Linked DNA regions of Homo sapiens: region 1 is linked to region 2. A link is an interaction called in ENCODE POLR2A ChIA-PET data of the cell type or tissue named here. Cell type or tissue: K562. All regions are shown on one strand. Links, peaks and the distances in the headings refer to the core of each region. The heading gives the core; the rest is flanking DNA.

Region 1 (2,911 bases), core at 217-2,716, 110 kb before region 2:
CTCCCTACCCAGCAGTTTGTTGCTGCCCCTAGAGCCCCAGGCTTATAATGACATCAGGGGCTTGTGCCCCCATTGACGTTGGACACCTGACAGATTCAGGTGCAGAGCCAGGGTGACTGGCTTCTCAGAGGCCCATGGCTACGGTGCCCCCACCCTGGGCCTGCAGTTTGCTGTGAGCCTCCACTCCGTAGTTGTTCAGGGATCCATAACTGTTTTTGTTTTGTTTCAGCCTCTTCCATGAGTGGGGAGCCCGCTGCTTGTCTCCAGCTCCTAGCAGTGAGTCCTGATAATCTCAAATTTAAGGACAGTAACTTTGTCTGGGATGAGTGTGGGAAAGGATGTGTTTGGGAACAGACGCGAGCCTGCAGAGGTGTTTGTAACCATCTCTTTCTAAGTGGTGGGAAGCAGACATTTTATTCTTTAACTGTTAATATATATAGTGTGTGTTTTTTATGCATGAAATATTTTATAGTTTTTAAAAATGCCCACACTACTATTTTGAAAGTAAATGAGGTAATGTATGTGTCAGAACCCAATACCCAAAGCGATCGTAGTAAGAGGTGGGGCCTTTGGGAAGGCATTAAATTGCTTAGGGAATGAGGGTGGAACCCTCATGAATGAGATTAGAGCCTTATAGGAGAGGTTGGAGGGAGTTGCCTGGCCTCCCTCTCCCATGTGAAGACTCAGCAAGAAAACATTATTTAGGAAGCAGAGAGCCCTCATCAAACACCAGATCTGCTGGCCACCTGATCTGGCACTTTCCAGCCTTCAGAACTGTGAGAAATAAATTTCTGTTGTCTATAAATCACCCAGTCTAAGGTGTTTTGTGATAGTAGCCCAGACAGACTGCAATGGTATAAAAGTGCTTCATCAAGAGTAAACACAGGGAGCAAATATTAGACATTCCATCTCCAGGCAGGGCAGACTGCAGCTGGAACACAGACCCAACAAGATTTTATTTATACAAGAAAAGGGACCATTAAGTTAAGGGCTGTTTGCGTGGAGGTGCCATGAGGGAGCAGAGTGTGCATCTGAGCTCCGCCTGCCTCTCCGCCTCCTGGCTCAGGCTGTCCAAATCTGAATCACCTGCCCAAGCTCTGGATGATGGTGACACAGCCGTGGGAGCTGGTGCAGCGCTGCAGGGATGGCTGGACCTCCACCTGCCCACTGCTGGGGTCAAAGGTGAAGACCTTATCGGTGCTTTCTCCGCGATCATCCCGCCCGCCAAGGATGTGGACCTTCCCGTCACACACAGTGACTCCACAGCTTTCCTGGGTGGACAAACAGAAAGACAACTATCAGGTCCAGCCTGGGGCTTCCTCTGTCCCTGCCTGGCCAGGCCAGATAATAGAACCTTGACCCACAGACTGTGAACAGGCAATCTGGACTGTAGAGAGGCAGGAAACTGGATGGACCTGAGTTCCAGCTCTAGCTTGACCCTTATTCAGTGAATGGCGTTAGGCAAGTCACTTAACCTCTCTGGACCTCAGTTTCCTCATCGGCAAAGGGAGAAGAACTAAAGTGCCTTCTTCACAGGGTTCCCTTAACAGTTAATGGAAGTTAAGCATATAAAGCATTTTACATAGAGCCTGGAATGTGGTAAGCACACCAATAACAATAATCTCGACTGCCGCCATCTTAGAATCTCAGACTCAAGCCAGAAATCTCACCTCTAAGGTCACCAAAGGTCAGAACTGGCAGAGACCTCCAGTCCAACCATATCTGTGTAGTCTCTGGAGTTTCAGGGGATGGAGAAGAAGGTAGGGGAGGCAGGGAATTGCAGGGGCCAGAGCTTCCAGGACTTGGGCCTCCCTGCTCTGATATCACTAGAGCAGACCTTAGCAACTCCCTTCCCCACATCTTACCTCATGATTGGTTACTAGCAGTGGCCTTCGGGGCAGGAGAGACCACAGGGTCATTTGGACCAAATCCCCACTCAAAGCTATAGCACTTGGGACTGCAGGGTTCTAGGCTCTGCCTTAACAGGGCCTAGTTGTTGGCCTGGGCCAGGTGCTGAACCTCTCTAAGGCCAGTCTCCTCATCTGTGAAATGCATGGTTCACTATCACTGTGAGGATGAGCTAGAGAGTGATGTATAATAAAACCACCTAGGATGGAGTCACAAGATTCACAAGCTCCAAGATCCAGAGCCTTAGAAGCGGGTTCCGCTCTCCTGCCTTGAAGCCTCCACTTACCACAGGGCTGGGGAGGACAGCTGCCTCCCCCCACACATCTGTGCCTGGATCATAGGTGAAGATTTTGCTCATGAGACCCCCCATGACATAGATGGTGTCCTCAAGGGAGACAGCCTCGAGACACCGCTGTGAGAAGGGTGCTGGTGACCGCAGGCTCCACCGGTCCTCCTTGGGGTCAAAGCACTGCACCTGAGGGGCAAGAGCAGCAGTGGTGAAGACTCACCGCCCCCCCCAACAAATGCCCCACCGCCCACATGCTGCCACCTCTCCCCCCGGGGGCACTCATTCAAAACGACATTTGCCAGTGTCCACCAGGCCTGAGCCAGCATCTGGGAGGGAGGGGGAGGTCCACCGTCCCTGCCCTCAAGGGCTCTTCATCTAGTTCTATGTTCTGTCCTCTGCCTCTGGACTCCCTTTGTCAAAAGCCTCCTCATCTTTCGAGGTCCTGCTCAAATGCCACCCCATCCTTAAAGGTCTCCCTGGTGTTCCCCCCTCCCCTCACCCCTCAACACACACACACAGGAACAGTCTCTCCTTTGATGGAGAACACAGTCGCCTCATGTTAGATTAATCATAGAGCACATCATACTGAGCTGGGAGAGGTACTGTCTGCTTTAGGGTTATAGAGGGTCCTCAGAGCAGACCCCCGACGGGGATGTGTTCCTAGCTGCATACACTGTCAACTCCCTTCTCTTTTCCTGGTGCTCTCAGGTCATT
Region 2 (2,911 bases), core at 225-2,724:
TTTCAAACACACTTCTGCATTTAATCTGATGCAATATGTTGTTTTAAGTGAAGTTTATGAAGAAAATACAGGCTTACGCAAATACATAGTTGTAAAAGGGATATGTTAACAGCCCTTTCAAATAATTGTGGCTATTCTTTTTTTTATTTTTTAGAGGCAGGATCTTGCTCTGTTGGCCAGGCTGGAGTGCAGTGGCATGATCATAGCTCACTGTAACCTCAAACTCTTGGGCTCAAGTGATCCTTTCACCTCAGCCTCCCAAGTAGCAAGGACTACAGGTACTCACCACCACACTCAGCTCATTTTTCTTTTTTTTGGTACAGATGGGGTCTCACTATGTTGCCCAGGCTGGTCTTTTCCTGGCCTCAAGCAATCCTCCTGCCTCAGCTTCCCTAAGTGCTGGGATTACAGGTGTGAACTACTGAGCCTGGCTATTCTTTTTTGATACTAGCCAAAACTTGACAAGTGCTGTTTTTTTTTTTTGAAGGTTAGTTGTGATTAGAATCTGAAATCTAGCCGGGCGCAGTGGCTCATGCCTGTAATCCCAGCACTTTGGGAGGCTGAGGTGGGTGGATCACGAGGTCAGGAGTTCGAGACCAGCTTGGCCAATATGGTGAAACCCCGTCTCTACTAAAAATACAAAAATTAGCTGGGCATGGTGGCGCCTGCCTGTAGTCCCAGCTGCTCGGGAGGCTGAGGCAGGAGAATCTCTTGAACCCGGGAGGCGGAGGTTGCAGTGAGCCAAGATTCTGCCACTGCACTCAGTCTCAAAAAAAAAAAAAAAAATCTGAAATCCTATCAATGAAATTTTTATGTTCAATTACATTAAAATACATTAGACTCTTTCGCATTTTGGATATATCTTTTGCCCAAGCATGATGTTATAACTTAATGCACTGGCTGTTTGGAAAAAAATGGTTCACCAAGTTATGCAGGTCTTTCAAATATTGACAAATATTAGTATACTATGTTTTAAAAATCACATTAGTTAATATCAACACCGATCTCATCAGAGAAGTCTTTAAGTATTGGGAAGCTGCCAAGGTCACAGTGGTGAACACAAGGTTTCTAAAATTCCAATTTTCACTTGAGCTTGGGTTTCATCATTAGCAATAAATACTGTCAGTTTGCTGTGAAATGACAGATTCATTTTATTCATTCTTGAGAAAATGTCTGCCAGAGACTCAAGTCTGCATAAGCATAATTTATCTGTCAGTATTTCTTTCAGGTCAAAATGGTGTTCCATGAAAAAAAAAAAGTGACTAGTTAAGCTCACAGTTCAAACAAGTGCAAATGCTTTTCTGGAGACAACCATTGTGCTGCATCGGATATGGCAGAAGTGCTCTATGTTGCTTCCCAGAATATTAAAAAGATGTATACTCAAGGACCAGTATATTGTGAATGGGATCATTTTTATTGCTGCATCAAAGACTTTCCTGGTCGATGTTGGCAGTGTTTTCCTATGAGGGCGTGGCAGTGAAAAATGCGATGACTTCCTGTACATCGCATTGGAGGCCGCCACGTTGGCTTTTGCACCGTCAGGGAAATGTCAACCCAGCAAAAAAGGCAAATGATGCCTTAGTCTCATTATGAAAAGAGTTTTGACCTTGCAGACTTCCCCAGCAGGGTCTGTACTTGGCATTCATGTTTTAATTTAACGTTCTCATACCAGAAGCAGGGCTCAGTCACCCTTGACACAGTTTCCAATACTATGCCCCACCCGAATGGCTCCAGCTGGTGGCTGGAGATAAAACTTAGAGGCTTCTCTCCCACCTAGCAGGCTGGCTCCTGGCCTTCCCGCTCTCTCCTTTAAACGGACCATTCAGACATGAGCTTGTCAACTGGAAGTGACCACCTCTCAGTCACAGTGTGACCAACTGGAACTAGTGCCTGCTTGCTTTAAACCTACCAATTAAAGCTCCCTGAGGGAAAGCTGGACACCCTCGACCCAATATAGGCAGTGGCCCATGGGTCTTGTCTCTTCCTGCCTGCACTCCCTGACGTGTGTGTGTGTGTGTGTGTGTGTGTGTGTCCGTGTGTGAGAGAGAGACAGAGACACCTCTGTTGTGCCCTCCAGGGTGTGTAAGTACTAAACATTTTTACACTTTCACACTGTGGTTTTATCCCCTGAAGGTGAGGCCACTGAAGGACCCATGCAGGTGGGTCCCCTCCCTACTGGCGCTCTTTTTTTTTGAGCCCCTCCACTGTTGGGAACAGCTACCAGTTAAGTTGATAGAGTTTCCTTCAAAACATAGCCCTGACACCCTCTCAGAACAGAGGGGCCTCCTTATCTCCAGGAGCAGCAGGGGAGGGGGAAGGAAGAGGAGAGTTGAGAGAAGACACCTGCCCCTCTCATCATGTGCTTAAGAGGCACCCATGGGCACTGTTCAGGGCCGAAAATTAGAAATACCCCAACCAGCCAGTACCATGGGGGTGGTGATAGGAACCCTGGCTTCCTAGAATAACTCAGTTCCAGGAACCTGTGCTGAGGGCCCAGTCCATGCCAGACCTGAGGCTGGCACTAGAGATGCAAAATGCAATCAGACCCTGCCCCCTCCCCTTGAGGAGTGTTCAGTTTAGTGGGGGAGAGAAGGGTGCCACATCAGTAATAAAAACAGACCCCTTTATTTTTGTTAACTTTACCAAATGAAATTTTATAAATTCAAAGTGCCATCTACTGCTTCCTCCCGGGTTCTCTTCTTTCCCCCAGCACCCCTGCCCCCCAACACCAGGTTCTCTTCTGTAACACTCAACGCGAGGGTCCGAGGCTTCATTCTTGAAGTCAGTGAGACCAAGAACCCTCCAATTCCGGACACAGCGTCACCCTTATTATACAACAGGCTGTTTTCCTATGCTGTCCAAAACTGCATCGATTCCCCCTAAAGCCGCTCCTTCAGTATTCTCCATCTCT

The links. ChIA-PET counts read pairs that join two places held together with the same protein. Peaks named below come from ENCODE experiments on the same cell type or tissue, not always from the same donor. Only the 100,000 strongest peaks of a DNase experiment are listed, where the experiment ranks them.
Region 1: POLR2A ChIA-PET joins it to region 2 with 6 read pairs; 9 of 35 experiments call an interaction of 5 or more read pairs at or near these places.

The regions. Positions count from the first base shown.
Region 1 is chr11:75,421,498-75,424,408 of GRCh38, forward strand. KLHL35 (kelch like family member 35) reads right to left here. Exons shown (of 7, transcript NM_001039548.3): 6 at 2,195-2,383; 7 at 897-1,271. The coding sequence ends at 1,083. It also overlaps a transcript of RPS3 not described here. Among named protein-coding and RNA genes, the nearest start is that of KLHL35, 10 kb to the right of the region's middle. In K562, for the core only: no CTCF peak of the experiment used is centred there; a DNase peak (open chromatin) is centred at 1,284.
Region 2 is chr11:75,532,882-75,535,792 of GRCh38, forward strand. No RefSeq gene overlaps it. Among named protein-coding and RNA genes, the nearest start is that of GDPD5, 8.4 kb to the left of the region's middle. RefSeq lists a cis regulatory region at 1,343-2,529. In K562, for the core only: a CTCF peak has its summit at 1,856; DNase peaks (open chromatin) are centred at 1,780 and 2,290; H3K4me3 peaks cover 537 bases.